Regions from separate parts of the Homo sapiens genome. Here region 2 is linked to region 1. The links are chromatin loops, found by intact Hi-C in ENCODE. Cell type or tissue: ovary. All regions are shown on one strand.

What was found. A loop is a pair of places that touch in the nucleus more often than their neighbours do. Peaks named below come from ENCODE experiments on the same cell type or tissue, not always from the same donor. Only the 100,000 strongest peaks of a DNase experiment are listed, where the experiment ranks them.
Region 2: it touches region 1 in a loop (16-fold over the local background); 5 of 110 quality-filtered maps call a loop at or near these places.

What each region holds. Positions count from the first base shown.
Region 1 is chr15:77,939,862-77,947,861 of GRCh38, forward strand. It overlaps the pseudogene COMMD4P1. Among named protein-coding and RNA genes, the nearest start is that of TBC1D2B, 130 kb to the right of the region's middle. RefSeq lists an enhancer at 4,566-4,860. In ovary, no CTCF peak of the experiment used is centred here; DNase peaks (open chromatin) are centred at 4,389 and 4,770; H3K4me3 peaks cover 793 bases; H3K27ac peaks cover 1,161 bases.
Region 2 is chr15:77,998,598-78,006,597 of GRCh38, forward strand. It overlaps TBC1D2B (TBC1 domain family member 2B), which reads right to left. Exons shown (of 13, transcript NM_144572.2): 11 at 4,708-4,893; 12 at 3,022-3,143. Among named protein-coding and RNA genes, the nearest start is that of TBC1D2B, 75 kb to the right of the region's middle. In ovary, no CTCF peak of the experiment used is centred here; DNase peaks (open chromatin) are centred at 1,651 and 6,524; H3K27ac peaks cover 1,496 bases.

The DNA.
Region 1 (8,000 bases):
GACCAAGTGGTGGTGGAGGAATTCCGGTGGGTCCAGGGTGGCCCTGGGTGACCCAGGGCTCAGACCAGCATTGTGGGGTTGAGGACAGGAGGCTGGAAAAGATGACCTCCCCTAGTCCCGCAAGGCTGCACAGCCCCCTGAAATCTGTGATAATCCTCTCAGCAGGCCGGACCCACTGACCGCCAGAGTGGGTGCCACCTTCTTCAGGGTGGCGCCAGCCCAGGCCGTCGTGTGGGACTGTGCACGCCAGGGCCTGCACACCCTGTGGGAGGCAGAGGGCGTCTTGGTAGACACGGTCATCACCTCCTTCCCTCTGCAGGCCCGCCTCCCTCTGTTCCTCTGCCTCCTCCCTTGGGCTCGCTGCCTCCACATGCCCTGATCTGAAGCCTGCCTCCCCTCCTCATGGAGCCCTCCAAGGTGCTCCTAGTCCCAGCTCTCTGGTCCCGCAGCAGCTTCTGGGCCCAGATTCTGTCTTCTTAGAAGTCTGGGAGGCAAAGCCCCGCCAGGCCATGGCCTTCTTGCTCTGCTCTAGGCACTCCCAGCCCCAAAGCCTCCAGCCTGCTGGATGCCTTTATCTCCAGCTATGCTGTGGCTCTCCTCATCCTGGGCCTCCTGCTCGTCACAGTTGCCCTTGTCCTGGTGAGTGTCTGGCTGGGCCAGGTCTCCTTCCTGAGTCGCAGGCTGAACCTTTGACGCCTTGAACCTTTGAGCCAAGCTGAGGGGTGAGCGGGCCCCTTTACACCCTTGATTCCCCCATCCAAGCTCAGCATCTCCTCATCCTCCAGCTGGGGCCGTGGGATTTGGGGCCAGAGGGTTGGGCCTGATCCCAGTGTCCCCGCCCTTCTTGTCAAAGTGCTAAACTTGAGGGCATGCCTTGGGTGCTGACTTTCCCAGGAACTCACAGCCAGAGAGGGCCAGGCACCAGCCTGAGGTCACACAGCCATGGGCTTCTTCCTTCCTAGACCCACAAGGATTGGACTTGCAGGGCTGGGACAAATGTGGGGTGGGAGAAAACAATGCCTTGTCAACCCACGCAGGGAGCCCCACTCCCATCCCCAAGGTGCACAAAGTCGAGAAACACCCCTGCTCCCACGTCCATGCTCACTCAGGGCCCTGCTCCAAGTGCTTGGCACTCACACCAGCCTCCTGCCCTCCATGCTACAGGTATCGGTCTCATTTACAGACGGGGAAATGGTGGCCAAAAGCCTCCCCCAGCACACACGGCTAGACCACACAGAGGTCTTAGGTGCAGCTGAGGGGTCCACAGTCTCTGCTGTCCCTTCTGCCACTCGTGCTGCCAGGGACCACGCTTTGGAGAGGGAGGAATGAGAGTGAGCTGGGTGCTCACACATGGGGCACGGGGGACTAAGGAAGGGTCAGCCAGGAGGAAAGGGCAAGGTCTGATCCTGTACGTACACATCACAGAGCGCGCGGGGTCAGGAGACCGAGGGCCACGTCCCGGCTCTGCGGCTGCTCGGTATGTGACTGCGGTTAAATTGTCTCCCTGGACTCTCCACGCACTTTGTGTGCTGCGTGCACCTTCTAGGATGAGCCTGGACCCTGGCTGGCCTCATACTTACTGCGTAGGCTGCAGACCCGCAAGTGCTTCTGCAAGGGGCTTTGCTTCTCCTCATAACAGCGGCACAGGCTGGCCGCGTGCTCTGGGGGTAGAATGGAGAAGCTCTGGAGGTAGCAGGTGGGGGCCTGGCTTGGGCTCCTGGCCCAGACAGGGCAGGGTACACCTCAGGGTCACAGGGCCTGTCCCCTCTCTAGCAGCCCTTGGCCCACAGGCTGCCCAGCTGCCCACCCACAACCCGTACCTTTGGGCAGCCCCAGCTGCTGCAGTTCACTGGCCAAGGATTCGCCATCGACACTGTGCTTGGCAGTTCCGGAGAGCATGAAACTCAGCACTGCCACTGTGGCCTTCACATCGCCTGACTCTCAGGGACCCATGCATGGGACAGGGGGTGTCACTGTGGGCCCAGCCACCCCCCTGTTGCCCTATTAACTTCAGCTCAAAGCCCCCAGGCCTCCTGGAGCCACAGGCACTGCTACTGCTCCACCAGGAGCTGGCAGAGGACAGGAAGGTGGGACTGTCAATGTCTTTCTTTCCCTCATGCTCCTCCACTAGGGAAGGCAGGTTAAGGATACTGCTGGGATGTGTGTGTTGGCGGGGGGTGGGGGGTGGGGGCGGGCTCTGTACCAGGCACCAGGCCGAGGTCCCAGGGTTGCCTGGGGCCTGTGAACTCAGTGGGGTGCTCACCAAACTTGGCATCAGCCGTGAGTTTCAGGATCTTCTTATACTATGGGGAAAGGAGACCTTCAGGCGGTGCCAGGCCCCTGCTCACCAGCCCCTCACCTACAGCCTGGATCCTGCAATAAGGAACAGACAGGCTGGAAAGAAGTATGGGAGGTGCCCAGAGAGGTTGCAAGGCCGGGTCACCCGTCTCCCTGGGCCTAGTGCAGTTTCAGGGCAGGAGGGGTCATAAGGGCATGGGACAATGGGGTGCTGGATCTTGTACTCACATCAATCCCCTGTCCCAGCAGCTCCTTTAGTACCTGGCTGCAGAGCAGCCGCAACTTCACAGAGGACTGGAAGGGAAGTCCTTACATCAGCCAGGCTGGCAAACCTCACCCCTCCTTCCTGGGGACTGGCTCAGAGCAGGCCAGCCACTGATCAAGGTCACAAAGCATGGTAGCACAGGCTGAGAGCACTGAGGCCCTAACCCCAGAGAAACCTCATCATCATCTACACCCACAATCCCCACCCCCAACACCCCTCCTCCACTCAGACTACACCCTGTGCACTCAACCATCTTGGCCAGCGTGCTGATCTCTGCCAGCACCCAGTCGGGACAGTCCAGATCACCACAGAACCAGAACCTCTGCAAGGGAGGGAGTCAGGTAATCAGGCTGGAGGGAAGGCTGAGGTGTGGCCAGGATCTGTGTGTCTCCCACACTGCTGCCCAGCAAGGACCCCTGGTCCCCATCATAGATGGACACCCTCTGGCCATTTGTTCTCCCCTATCACCAGGCTATTGAGTAAACTCTCTCCCTGACCCACCCTGCCACCAAACCCTGCTCTTTGGTCTACTCCAGGCATTCATCTGCTCAGCAAACATCAATTGAGCACCTTTCTTTGTGCTAGCTCCCACTCTAAGAGCTGGGGGTACAGCAGGAGATAAAACAAAGTCCTGTGCCTCACACAGATGAGTGACCTCTCTCCCCTCTTCCCCATACCCACACAAGTCCAGCCACTCCGGCTTCCCTGCTGCTGCTCCGGGACACCAGCCTTGCTCCCGCCTCCATGCCTGCTGCACTCTCTACGTGGCTTGCTATCCTTTATTTCATTCCACTCTCTGCTCAAGTGACACCTCATCAGACCAGCCCCTCTTTTTTTTTTTTTTTTTTAAAGATGGAGTCTCGCTCTGTTGCCCAGGCTGGAGTGCAATGGCACAATCCACAATCTTGGCTCACTGCAACCTCCGCCTCCCAGCTTCAAGCAGTTCTCCTGCCTCAGCCTCCCAAGTAGCTGAGACTACAGGCATGTGCCACCACACCCGGCTTTTTTGTATTTTTAGTAGAGACAGGGTTTCACCACGTTGGCCATGCTGGTCTTGAACTCCTGACCTCAGGTCATCTGCACACTTCGGCCCCTCAAAGTGCTGGGATTACAGGCGTGAGCCACTGTACCCAGCCAGGCCCGCCCTTCTTGATGATACTTCCTAAAATAGCCCCTCACACAAGGAAATTTTGGGGGCCGGTGGATATTTCATTATCTTGATTGTGGTGATCCAACAGTCAGGAAGATTTGGTCTTTACTTGTCCAGCCTCATCCTTCCCTAACCTGCAGATAATACTCTCTCAGCTATGGGAAATGCATTCATTCCTGGGGAGTCATGCTCTCTCTAACCTGAAGTCTCTGCACATGCTGTTCCCTGTCTGAAGACACACGCCTCCCACCCTTGCCTCCCAACCCCTGGTACACAAACTGTACTTCAGCCAGCCAGCTCCTGCCATCCATCCGCCTTTAAGGTTGAAGGCATCCTCAGGAAGCCCCCTTAGCACTACACACAAGGCGCAGTTAGGTCTCTGCCCCTGGAGCCTTGACTATGACTCCAATTCAAGGCTCCGATTTCCCCTTCCCTCAGCAGCTCAGGTCCTCCCAGTGCCTAGCACACTTCATGGTATAGACTAGGCGCTTAGAACGTAGGGATGGATGGACTGGATGGATGGATGGATAAGTCTCAACCCCAAAACTACTACTTTCTGACTCTGGAAACAGCGGAGGGGCTGCCTAACAGTGTGGAAGTGTGATCCTAATTCTAAGCGCGTTCTTGTCTAAGTCCCACAGCAGGGCTGGGGAAGGGAGTGTCCTTGGGAGGTCCTCTTGTGGCTGGGGAAGACCCGAAAGGACTCCCAGCTCCAGACAAGCCCTAGTTCCTGCCCCGGGAGGCAGGGGCCCTTCCTTTCCCCAGGGAAGCACGGGGACTCTAAGCCGGCCGGCCTGCGCTGTCTTACCCGCCCCGTACCCCCGCCCCTGTCTCGGGAGCGGAGTAGCGGTGGACTTTTCTCACGCCCGCACACACTGTTTGCGGAGAGGCCAGGGCAGACAACCTCCACCCGTTTCCGGAGCCACTGGCGCCCCCTCATTCCCGCTCCAGCAGCCCATGCCTCGCTTCACCCCTGGTGCCTCATCATCGCACCAGGAAGCCAGGGCCCGGGAATTTCTTTTTCCGGTCCGACAGGGTCAACTGAGTCGACGATCACTTGACTTGGACTAACGGCCTCTGGGAGGGCGGGGCCTGCTCGAGTGAGGCCGGGAGCGGACCGCAGCCCGCTGGAGGTGCCGGGGGCGAAATGCTGGCGTCTCCTCCTCCGTCTCCCAGAATCCTTCCCTGGAAAAAAACAGCATCCACCGTCAGTTTAACTGAGGACCGAATTAAGGCATTAGGAAAGACAGTGGAAGTTATTTCATTTGTTTAACTTAAGGGGGTAGGATCCCGGGAGCCAGGGGGATTCAGGTCATTGTCATGTTTTCCACTGTTAAGCGAATAGCATTATACACAGCTGCGGACTGTGGCAAAAGACATTTTAAAAACTATTGAAGTCTACTACACATACAGAAAATTGTACCTATTAGAAATATAAAGCTTAATAAGTTTTCATCAACTGTACACCTCACATAACCAGCACCCAGATAAGGAAATAACCAGATAACTTCTTCAAGCGCATGGGTATTTTATTTCATTTTGATGAATCGTCTAGGTGCCTAACAAAAAGGGCTGTCATAATTAACATGCTCAGGAAAACTCCCTACAGCTTCAACATCAACAGATGCTTAATTTTTGCCAGTCTGATGGGGGAAAAAATCGGTTGCTTAGGTTGCAGTGGTAGTCTGCTTACTGGTAGCTCTGAGCTAATGGTAGCCTGGAACAACTAAGTTTCCGACATTGACTTGCAGAGGCAAAAACAAAAAGACAAAACAACAACAAAAATACATCAGAGAATAAACTAATAACCAAAGAAGAAACTGAAGACAGTCATCCCTTAGTAACTTCAGGATATTGGTTCCGGGACCCCAGAGATACCAAAATTCACTGATGCTCAAGGCCCTGATATAATATGGCATAGTATTTGCATATAACCTATGCACATCCTTCCGTATATTTTAAATCATCTCTAGATTACTATAATACCTAATACAATGTAAGTGCTTTGTAAGTACCTGTTATAAAGTATTTATAACTTTTTGCTTTTTATTGTTTTACTTTTTCCAAATATTTTTGATGCACAGTTGGTTAAATCCAAGGATCTTGAACCCGAGGATGCAGAGGGCTGACCGTAGTTTGAACTCTCTCCTCAATTCCATGCCTATCCCATGCACCAGGTGCAGCTGGTTTTATTGCTGCAGGCTTTCAAGTTTTCAAAAGACAGCTCATGGCAAGTAAACTGCTCTATAGAATAGAAAGAAATGGAAAGTGTCCCAATTCATGGTAAAATTGAGCTCATTTCTGAAGAGTTCTTTTACAAGTCATAAGCACTAGCCTGTTGAAAACCACAGTATGTTAAGTTACTAGACTATCCTATACCATGTCAAAGAAAAACTTTAAGGACATAAGACCTGTAATCATAACACTTTGGGAGGCTAAGGCCGGTGGGTCGCTTGAGCCCACGAGTTCTAGACCAGCTTGGGCAACATAGGGAGACCCCGGTCTCTACAAAAAATTAGCTGCTTCTGCTGGTGCACACGTGTCGTCGCAGCTACCTAAGAGGCTGAGGTGGGAGGATCTCTTGAGCATGGGAGGTGGAGGCTGCAGTGAGCCATGATGTCGCCACTATACTCCATCCAGCCTGAGCAACAGAAGGAGACCGTCTCAGAAAAAAGAAAAAAAAATGGCTGGGCGCAGTGGCTCATGCCTGTAATCCTAGCACTTTGGGAGGCTGAGGCAGGCAGATCACTTGAGGTCAGGAGTTGGAGACCAGCCTGGCCAACATGGCAAAACCTGTCTCTACTAAAAAAAAAAAAAACAAATGAATTGGGCGTGGTGGCGGGTGCCTGTAATCCCAGCTACTCGGGAGGCTGAGGCACGAGAATCGCTTGAACCCGGGAGATGGAGGCTGCAGTGAGCCGAGATTGCACCGCTGCATTTCAGTCAGCTTGAGCAACAGGGTGAGACTCCGTCTCAAAAAAAAAAAAGGTAACTTTTACTTCATCCTATCAATAGGTTAAAGAAGAGTAAAATGGACAGATTTGGAAAACCATTTTTTATTTAAAAAGAGAAAATTAGGAACAGATGAAAACTGTCTTAAGAGTATTTGAGAAACAAAACAGCAAATTTAACATCAGACAAAATATCTAAATTGAGAAATAAAGTTAAAAGGTGGATGGTGTGCCCTTTTAATGTCATACTGGAGCATTGTTTCATAGATACTTGTTTTACTATTAAAGATTGACTATTTAGAGCAGTGGTCCTCACACATTAGAGTGCATCATCATCCCCTGCAGGGCTTGTGAAACCGGCTGCTGGGCCTCACACCAGAGTTTCTAACTCAGTAGGACTGAGGGGGGGCCTAAGCACTGCATGTCTATGTTCCCAGGTGACGCTGATGCTTCCAATTTGAGACCATGCTTTGAAAAGCAGTAGTGTAGGGAAATATACTACAGAATATGTTGTGAATATACTGGAGAATATGTATATATGTTAACTTACAGAATTCTGTCCAGTAGAAAAGATAACTCCCAAAGATGACATTTTTATTTCCCAATATGATTTTTTTTTAAGTCAGAATCTTGCTCTGTCGCCCAGGCTAGAGTGCAGTGGCATGATCTCGGCTCACTGCAGCCTCCACCTCCCGGGTTCAAGTGATTCTCCTGCCTCAGCCTCCCAAGTAGCTGGGACTACAAGCGCCCAGCACCGCACCTCGCTAATTTTTGTATTTTTAGTAGAGACGGGGTTTCACCATGTTGGCCAGGCTGGTCTTGAACTCCTGACCTCAGGTGATCCACCCACCTCGGCCTCCCAAAGTGCTGGGATTACAGGTGTGAGCCACCATGCCCAGCCTGCCTATAGGATATTAACAAGTTTTGTCTCTATCTCAGAATGCATTTCAGAATGCCCTTCCTGGAGCACTACAGACACTGTCTCTCAAAACGCTCCTCTAACTAGCTTCACCGTGTTGCTGACTCCCTTGTAAATTAAAGAAAATATCTTATACATATTCCTTCATTATCTGTATGAAAGTCAAGCTTTTCACATTGTGAAAATTATACTTCAGGCTGGATGCAGTGGCTCACGCCTGGAATCCCAGCACTTCGGGAAGTCGTATTGATGGGATCACTTGAGGCCAGGCATTTGACACCAGCCTGGCCAACATGTTGAACCCCATATGTACTCAAAAAAAAAAAATCAAAATTAGCTGGGTGTGGTGGCACACACCTGTAGTTCCAGCTACTTGAGAGGTGGAGGCACAAAAATTGATTGAACCTGTGAGGCAGA
Region 2 (8,000 bases), 59 kb after region 1:
CTGAAGTCACCCCCCTTTTCTGGCCTCTGATCTTCATCTGCACACTGGGGTAAGAGTAGTGCCACCTCCTAGGGTGTGGGATTACTCGTGTTCCCACACATAAGCCCTGAGAAGAGCTCCCGGCACTTGCATGGTGATGGCAGGTATGTCTTCATCCTTGGGCGGGCATGAGGCCTGGCACCGGGCACGAGTCCGGGACGTCTGTGTCCCAGGACTCATTGACTGGGAATGAACACAGGCCCAGGCAGTCCTGGCGATGACTGTCAGACCCAGTTGGCAATGTGACAAGTGTCCAGATGCAGTCTACAGAGAAATGTGCAGCTTGTGGGTTTCACATCCCCAGGTCAAGGCTCCAATTTTCAATAAAAATGTTAAGGTTATGATCCACTTGCTCCTAACCACTGGTCAGTGGCTTAATAAAAACAAGACCAAAAGCTGTCCTGAGGCCTGGCTATGGATTTGTAGCACTAATGGGTCAGCCACACTGGTCTCTGGGGATCACAAAATAGGCCAGTTCCTAGGGCCACCTTCTTCCCCTCTCTGGATTCTGCCAGGCCCCAAATGCTTTGTATCCACCAACATGGGCTCATGCGCTTCCCTGTCAACCAAAGGCCCAACAGACTCACCAGCCCCAGGAAAAGCTGTGATGAAACAGAAATGCCCCGAAGGACTTCCTGCCTGTCCCCATCAGAGCAGGCCATTTGCTCCTGCTGCCGTCGGCTGCGTGGGCTCCTTTTAACACAAGGCACACACGAGGGTGCAACCTTTTATGTTTCAAAACACCCACTACTACCTGGACATGCTTAACTCTCGTCCAGAGGCTTAAGGTCAGAAAGGCCAGCTTTATTTAAATTCTGAATTCCCCAGTGTGTGTTCTGGAACACGGGAGCACCAGAGAACAGAGAACGCCCAAGCACAGGGGTCCCCGCGTGTGGATTTCTCGGGTTCCGCCTCCTGCCTGGCTCTGCAGACCAGGCTGCCAGCCCCAGCAGGCGGGAGGAGGCTCCGTGTGAATGGGGCACAGGGTCCCCACCACCAGTCCTTTCTCCCCAACAGCTGTCAGCTCACAGCCCCCACAAACCCCAAACCTACGGCGCCCAACCCTCCTGTGCTGCAGAACACGAGCCCGAAGTATAATTCTTCATTTGTTCCTCAGTCAGGAGCTGACAGAGGCCCCTCGGCCCAGGCTGGCACCCGGGACGCCAGACCCCACCTCTGCCTCAGGCCTGGAAGGTTCCTCTGGGAAATGAGAAGGTGCCCCATGGTCAGCTAAATTTGGGAGACGATGCTCAGCGCCTTAAAAGGCTCCTAGAAGTCCTGCTGCAGAACATGGTTCAATCCTGTGTAACTCCCGTCTCCTGAATGCAGCTGACCACACAACTCCCTCCCTGTGTTTCTGAAGGCCGATCGCTGTGCTGCAGGACTGGCCTCCTTGCAACCACTAGTCTGGGGAGCTCATTAAAACACTGAGGCTCTAGCCCAGAGGCGGATTATGGGCCCTTGCAGTCTTGATAACAGCGGGGAGCCTGCCGCCGCCTTGGCACTCCTTAAAGCACCTGTTGGTGTGGCGACCCTGCTTTCTAAAGCAAGCTGCAGGGGAGACCGTACCGCGAGCCACTCAGAAGGAGGCGCTGCAGGACCATGCAAGGCCCAGCAGTGTGGGAGGGGCCAGGTTGGCCTGCGGTGCCAGGGAAGGGCGGGCACTCACCAGAGCCACGCCCACTCACCTCCGCTCCTCCTGGCAGCGCCTGGGACCCAGTACAGAACTGAGGGCAGCGGCGCTCCCAACACAGCCCTAGCTGTTGGCATGGGCGAGCTCACTCCCTGTCACTCTCGGCAATCCTGACCCAACACGAGATGAACAGAAACCCTCCAGGCTCACCGCAGGACTCAGAATCAAACTTTCCCCAGCAAATATGATTCCCATATCCCTCCTCATTTGGCAGAAATCAGGGCACTGTTGTTGGTGCTATTAGTAAGCCTGAAACTATTACAAACCCACTCCCCAATAAAAGACTCTAAAAATAGCGACGACCTCCAGGAAGCCTGGCATGGCCTCAGCCAGCACCTCAGCTCCCATTGTCCAAATCGGCTCTCAGGGTCAGAGCAGCCAACAGCTGCAGTCCAGGGGACATACAGACGAGGATGGCCCAGAACAGGCAATGACTGTGTGGTCAGGGAGGGTTCCCGAACACCTGGCCTCCCAGGCCAGAAACTCAGGGGTCCTCCAAGTCAAATTCCTCCCTCCCTCTCTTCAATCTACCCCCCTTCTCCATCTGTGGGACCACCTACCTCCAGGCCACCACCTCTCCCCCTAGAGCCCTCTAACAGCCACCAGTCCTGCCCCAATCTGACCTGTCTGTCTCTTGCCTAACCCTGCAGGACTTCCCAGCACTCAGGATGAAGCCTCAAGTCCTGAGAGAAGTCTGCAATCACCCTGACAGCCCAGCTCTGCTATGGCCCAGCCACACTGGCACCAGCCGGGCTGAGCTGCCTCCACACTTCCCCAAACACACGTGCCCCACAGCTCTGCGCCACCACTCCTGAAGGACCCCCTGTCCCCATACTGTTTCCTTGCTGCCCCTTGCCCAGCTTATTTGGCCTTTCTCCGGCCTGGGATCCCTCTACCACAGCATGGATCAAACGATGCGCAACAGTGTCCCCAGCAAGGTCTTCCAGGACAGGCCTTACTCTCCATCTGTCATCCTCAGTGCCCAGCACAGACCCTACCACAAAGCAGGTACTCAGTAAATGCTTTCTAGACAAATGAAACTATTGCTGTTCGTTGTTGGGATTTATGTTTGTAGGATAAAGGACAGAATCCTCATCTCAGTTCCTCCTAGGTAAGGCTACTTGGGGCTCACACCCCTTGCTCTCTTTTCCCTGGAAAGCAATGCCCTCTCCAACACTGTACACCGGGGATGGCTCTGAGTTGGAAGACAGCAAGGACAGGCTGCTCTCAAGGAGGCAGGGGTCAGGCTTCCTGCTCTCCTTGACATCTGAGAACTCCCCAGGACTCACCTAGCATCAAGGATAGTGCGAGTGAAGTAGCGGAGATACTTAAATATAGACATCGAATCTTGCAATTTCAAAATCTCCTCTTCCTTGTACTTAAAAAGTGCCAGAGCAAAACGGAAAATAACCTGTGGAATAAACAGGGAAATCTGTTAGTGGAAAAACCCTGTGGGTCCAGGCACAAGGCTGGACTCCAGGGGGGTGCTGGCCCTACTGGGGACAGGGGGACATGGCTTGCACGGTCCCCGCCCTGGGGAAAGACTATTGACCTGAGGGGCAATTTTCACTGGCTAGGCCAAGACTCCTTTATTACAGGAAAATAAACCCTGCTGGTTTTCAACAACACATCAGCCCAAACCAAAAATCTCCTTATAGGAGATCTTTGTGGAATCCTTTCATACTCAGAAAACACTTCTAGTCAATAAAGCATAAAGAACAAACATAAGGAATCATTTTAAAATAAAACCAAAATCAAGGTTTTCTGATTCTGAAACTCTTAGAAAGTCCCACCTACAGAGGCTGTTTCCATCTCAACTGGTGCACTTTTGAAGATAGCGAAGGAGTTTTTTTTAAATTTTATTTTTATTTTTGAGATACAGTCTTGCTCTGCCACCCAGGCTGGAATGCAGCAGTGCAATCTTGGCTCACTGCAACCTCTGCCTCCCAGGTTCAAGTGATTCTCCTGCCTCAGCCTCCTGAGTAGCTGGGACTACAGGCGCCCGCCACCACACCCAGCTATTTGTGTATTTTGAGTACAGATGGGGTTTCACCATGTTAGCCACGATGGTCTCCATCTCCTGACCTCATGATCCACCCACCTCGGCCTCCCAAAGTGCTAGGATTACAAGTGTCAGCCACTGTGCCTGGCCTTTCTTTTTTTTTTTTTTAATTTGTGTTTGGGGTACATTAGAGGTTAGAGGGAATGGACTCCTGGTAGTCTTGCAAGTTCAAGCAGCTTTGGAACAAACTGCTTTCCCCATATCTAAGGGCCTGTACTTTCTCTAATTTAGTTTGTTTTCTGGGTCTTGCTGTGTTGCCCAGGCTATATTTTAACTCCTCAGCTCAAATGATCCTCCTACCTCAGCCTCCCAAGTAGCTGAGACAATTGGCACATGCCACTGTGCCCGGCTAAGGTAAAGAATAAATTGAGAAGAGTAACTAGAAGACTAGGGAGGGGCCTCCACTCCATTACAAACACCTGTTTATACAATTAGGGTTTAATATGTAAATATATTCCTTATTCAAAAACTGATTTTTAAAAAACATACAACAGAGCGGGTGGGAGGCTCATGGGCAGTAAGGCTCTGAAGTTGGCTCCCCCAAGTTAGTCCCCCTCATTAGCCCCCCTAATCCCCTGCTTATTAGATCTCTGGGCCTCCATCTCCTCCTCCATATGATGGGGTAACACCACCAGCCATTTGACAGATGGTGAGGCTCAGGCTCAAACTGTAAGCCATAGCTCCCAGCGCCTATCACAGGGCTTGATGTGGGTTGAATGTTTCTGATACATGAACAAATGACTGTGGTTTCCTGATACCCTGGACCCAGATCTAGTGCAGGCCGTGCTGAGATCCCTTGGGCACCATGGTAACCCTCATAAGTTCCAGGTGAGCCAGCCGCTCTACCGCCACCAACGCTGCTGACGGTTGTCAAGTGTGTATATCTGAAAATAGCTGAGCTGAGCTAACTCACCTTTGGTCCTTCATAAAGGAAAGAGTCCCATATTTTAAAGAGGATGTCACTAACGACACTATCCACAAATACCACCAGAAACCAGTTGAAAGTGATGAGAGTGTAGTCGACTTTGTACTGTTCAAAGTGGCCATGCAACCGAGGCAGCTTCTCACTCATAAGGTCTCTGAACACCCGCTGGTCCACCTGGAGAGGGAACAAAGGGGAGAAGTGTATCAGGCCTGCCAGGTCACCGGGTAAGCAGACGAGCAGACGCGCAACCTGAGAGCCTGGGGGTGGAGCCCAAGTGACAGCAGCACAACTGTTCCAAATGCACCGTGGGGCCCATCACGGAGCCAGACTACTATGTTCCAGCAGCGCTGACCTCGTGCACTGCAGGTACACACCGAGTGTCCGCTGAACAGCATGCTTTCCACAGGGCATGGGAGTAGGGGAGTCTGTAACCTGAAACCAACTCCTGCACTCAAAATGCCCTGGGAAATAGGCCACTGCAAGCAGCAGGTAGGACAGTCAGCCTTGCCAATCCACAAGTAAATACGTGAGATGTTGACACAAAGGGCCACAAACTAGAATCCTGGGCAGATGGGGATTCTGCTTCCAAAAAGGAAGCAGCATCACCACATCCATTCAACAAACATTTGCTGGGCTGCATGTGCAGTGGGGGTGGCGAGGACTCCGGCGTCACATGAACCTGAGTCTGAATCTCAGCTCTACCACTTACTAGCTGGGTGGCTTTTAGCAAATTATGCTCTAAACGGCTCTGTGCCTCATCTGGAAAATAGTTAATTACCTCTCTCTTACTGGACTACTGTGAGGATTAAATGAGGCTTATATAAACTACCTGCGCACGACAGACGAGCAATACCTGGTTACTGCCACTCTGTGTCAGGCACGGGGCCAGTGCTGGGCAGAGCGTTGAATAAAGTTCAACCCTGACCTCAAGGAGTTAAAAGATGAGAAGGGAAGGCCAGACACGTGGACCATCCTAACCATGGCCAGGCCCTGGTAACGATGTGTTCATACAGCCCTGTGGAACCATGGACAGGTCCCCGCCAAGCACTGAGGAGAAACCGCTCCTACAGCTAGAGCTCAGGCTTCCAGGCAGGAGGGCTGGGAGGTGAGGCAGCACAGCCAGGCAGAAGCTGGCCACAGACACCCCTGCGTCACACTGAGGAGTCAAGACGCTATCCTGTCAGCCAGGGGCTTTCCTAGCCAGGGGCTTTCCTCACAAAAAAACATGCATCTTCAACCATCACCCACTCCACGTGAACCGGTATGCACGTGTACAAAACAGAAACAAATGTTTCACAAAACAATACTTAATCTCACACAGTGGACTACACTTTGATGCTTTTAATTCTAATCAATTGGACAATTGGATTTTATGGGAAAAAAATAAAAATAAAAACCTAGTACCAACCTACTAAACCAATTTCTCTATCCATAGTGTAAAAAACAACTATAGTCATCCCTTGGTGTATACACAAAAAGCTGGCCCTCCGTATAAGAGGGTTTCACATCCTGTGAATACTGTATTTTCAATCTGTGTGTAGTTGAAAAAATCCACATGTAAGTGGACCCATGCAGTTCAAACCCACGTTGTTCAAGGGTTAACTGTACATATTTTCCTATACTTCATGCCCAGCCAGGAGCTGCCTTTCAGGAGCTGTAAAGTGGCAAGGGAGATGGACGGCTCACTGTAAGACCAGCTAATGATGATGTAATTCATTCAGCCTGGAGTATCCAGCTGCAGACGTCCAAGAGGGAGGGGCATATCAGCTGGCCCTGACATGGGAGAAGATCCTTGTACACATCTCTTCTCCCAACTAGGAGGCAGACTGTGCCTCACTCTTAAGGCTGCTCGGGTGCTTGGCGGAGGGCTGGTGTGGAGCAGGCTGCCAGGAAACGCTTGCTCTGGCCTCTGTTCAAGCTCCCTCCTCCACTGAGCTCTGGAGGACATGGAATGACTGTGTCATTCATCTCTGTGTCCTCAGCACCTAGCAAGGTCCTGGCACAGAACATGCACTCAAAGCATGGAATGAATGGAAAAGCTGACAAGCATGTGGACTGCAGTAGCAGTGGGCACGGGGCTCGGGCACTTGGTTCTGGCAGGAGGCAGTTTGACAGTGATTGGCAAAGCCCAGTGCTCAGGGTTGACAGCACACTCAAAGCTATCCGCATTTTAAGAGCCACCTTACGCAATGGCCATCGATAAGTGGGAGGATAATTAAACACATTCTAGCACCCACCTGATGGAATATTAGGCCACCAAATAGGATGGGTACACAGTATAAAATGACATGGGAAAATGCTCATGCTATAATGTGAACAAGCCAGGATACACTGTGCTCTCAATTTGGATACCTATGTGAACTAGGGGGAGAAAAGCAAAAGGAAATACATCAAAATGCTAACCACGGTTCTCCAGTTGGTAGAATAACAGGCAATTTTCATTTTCTTCTTAACATCTTTCTATACTGCCTGACTTCTGTTTAGTGATCATCTATTACTTGTATAGTCAGGGGGGAAAAAGTCTCCTTAGATTTTACATTTATGTTTATGTGACAATGTGATGCAAATTTTATCTTAAATCCAGACATTTAAAATAGGTCTTCCCCTATAACAATACTACCAACTTTTATTGAGTTTTTACAATGTTCTAAGCATTACATTCAACTTTTTTTAATGCATCATCTCAATTCAACCTCAAAAGTCTATGTGAGGGGGGTATTACTCTCATCTTACATATGGGGAAACTGAGGCACAGAGATGTTAAATGATGTGTCCAAGCTCCACAGCTCACAGGAGGTAGGGCCTGGGTTGTGATCTACTACATGTGACCCTCCCCCCAAGTTCCTAACCAATGTGCTTGACCACACCTCAATGGAATTAAGAAAGATCAATGCTTCATTTTTCTTATTCTGAAACATTGAGTCATTTGATATTTTAAATTTGAGTCTTTGAAAGCTATTAGCTTTCAGGTGCCCATGAACACACAAAACTTTCTTTACTGACCCTCTAATCCCACCCGACTGACTGCTGCCTCTTCCTGTTGCTGTTCATTTCCTACACACCAACGCAACAGAACAATACATTTCTTGGGTAATTAGCAAGTGAAGCAATCACAGGGAGACCAGATGAGCTTCTCCTGGGATCCACTGACATCTGAGAAACTGGGACAGGGACCTGAAGGGGGCAGCTGTGGCGAAAGCCCACCCTCTGGGAAGGTGAGAGCTCCAGCTCTCTTGCCATCCTCCTGTGATGTTCTAGGAGGCCGTGGGCACAGACAGGCA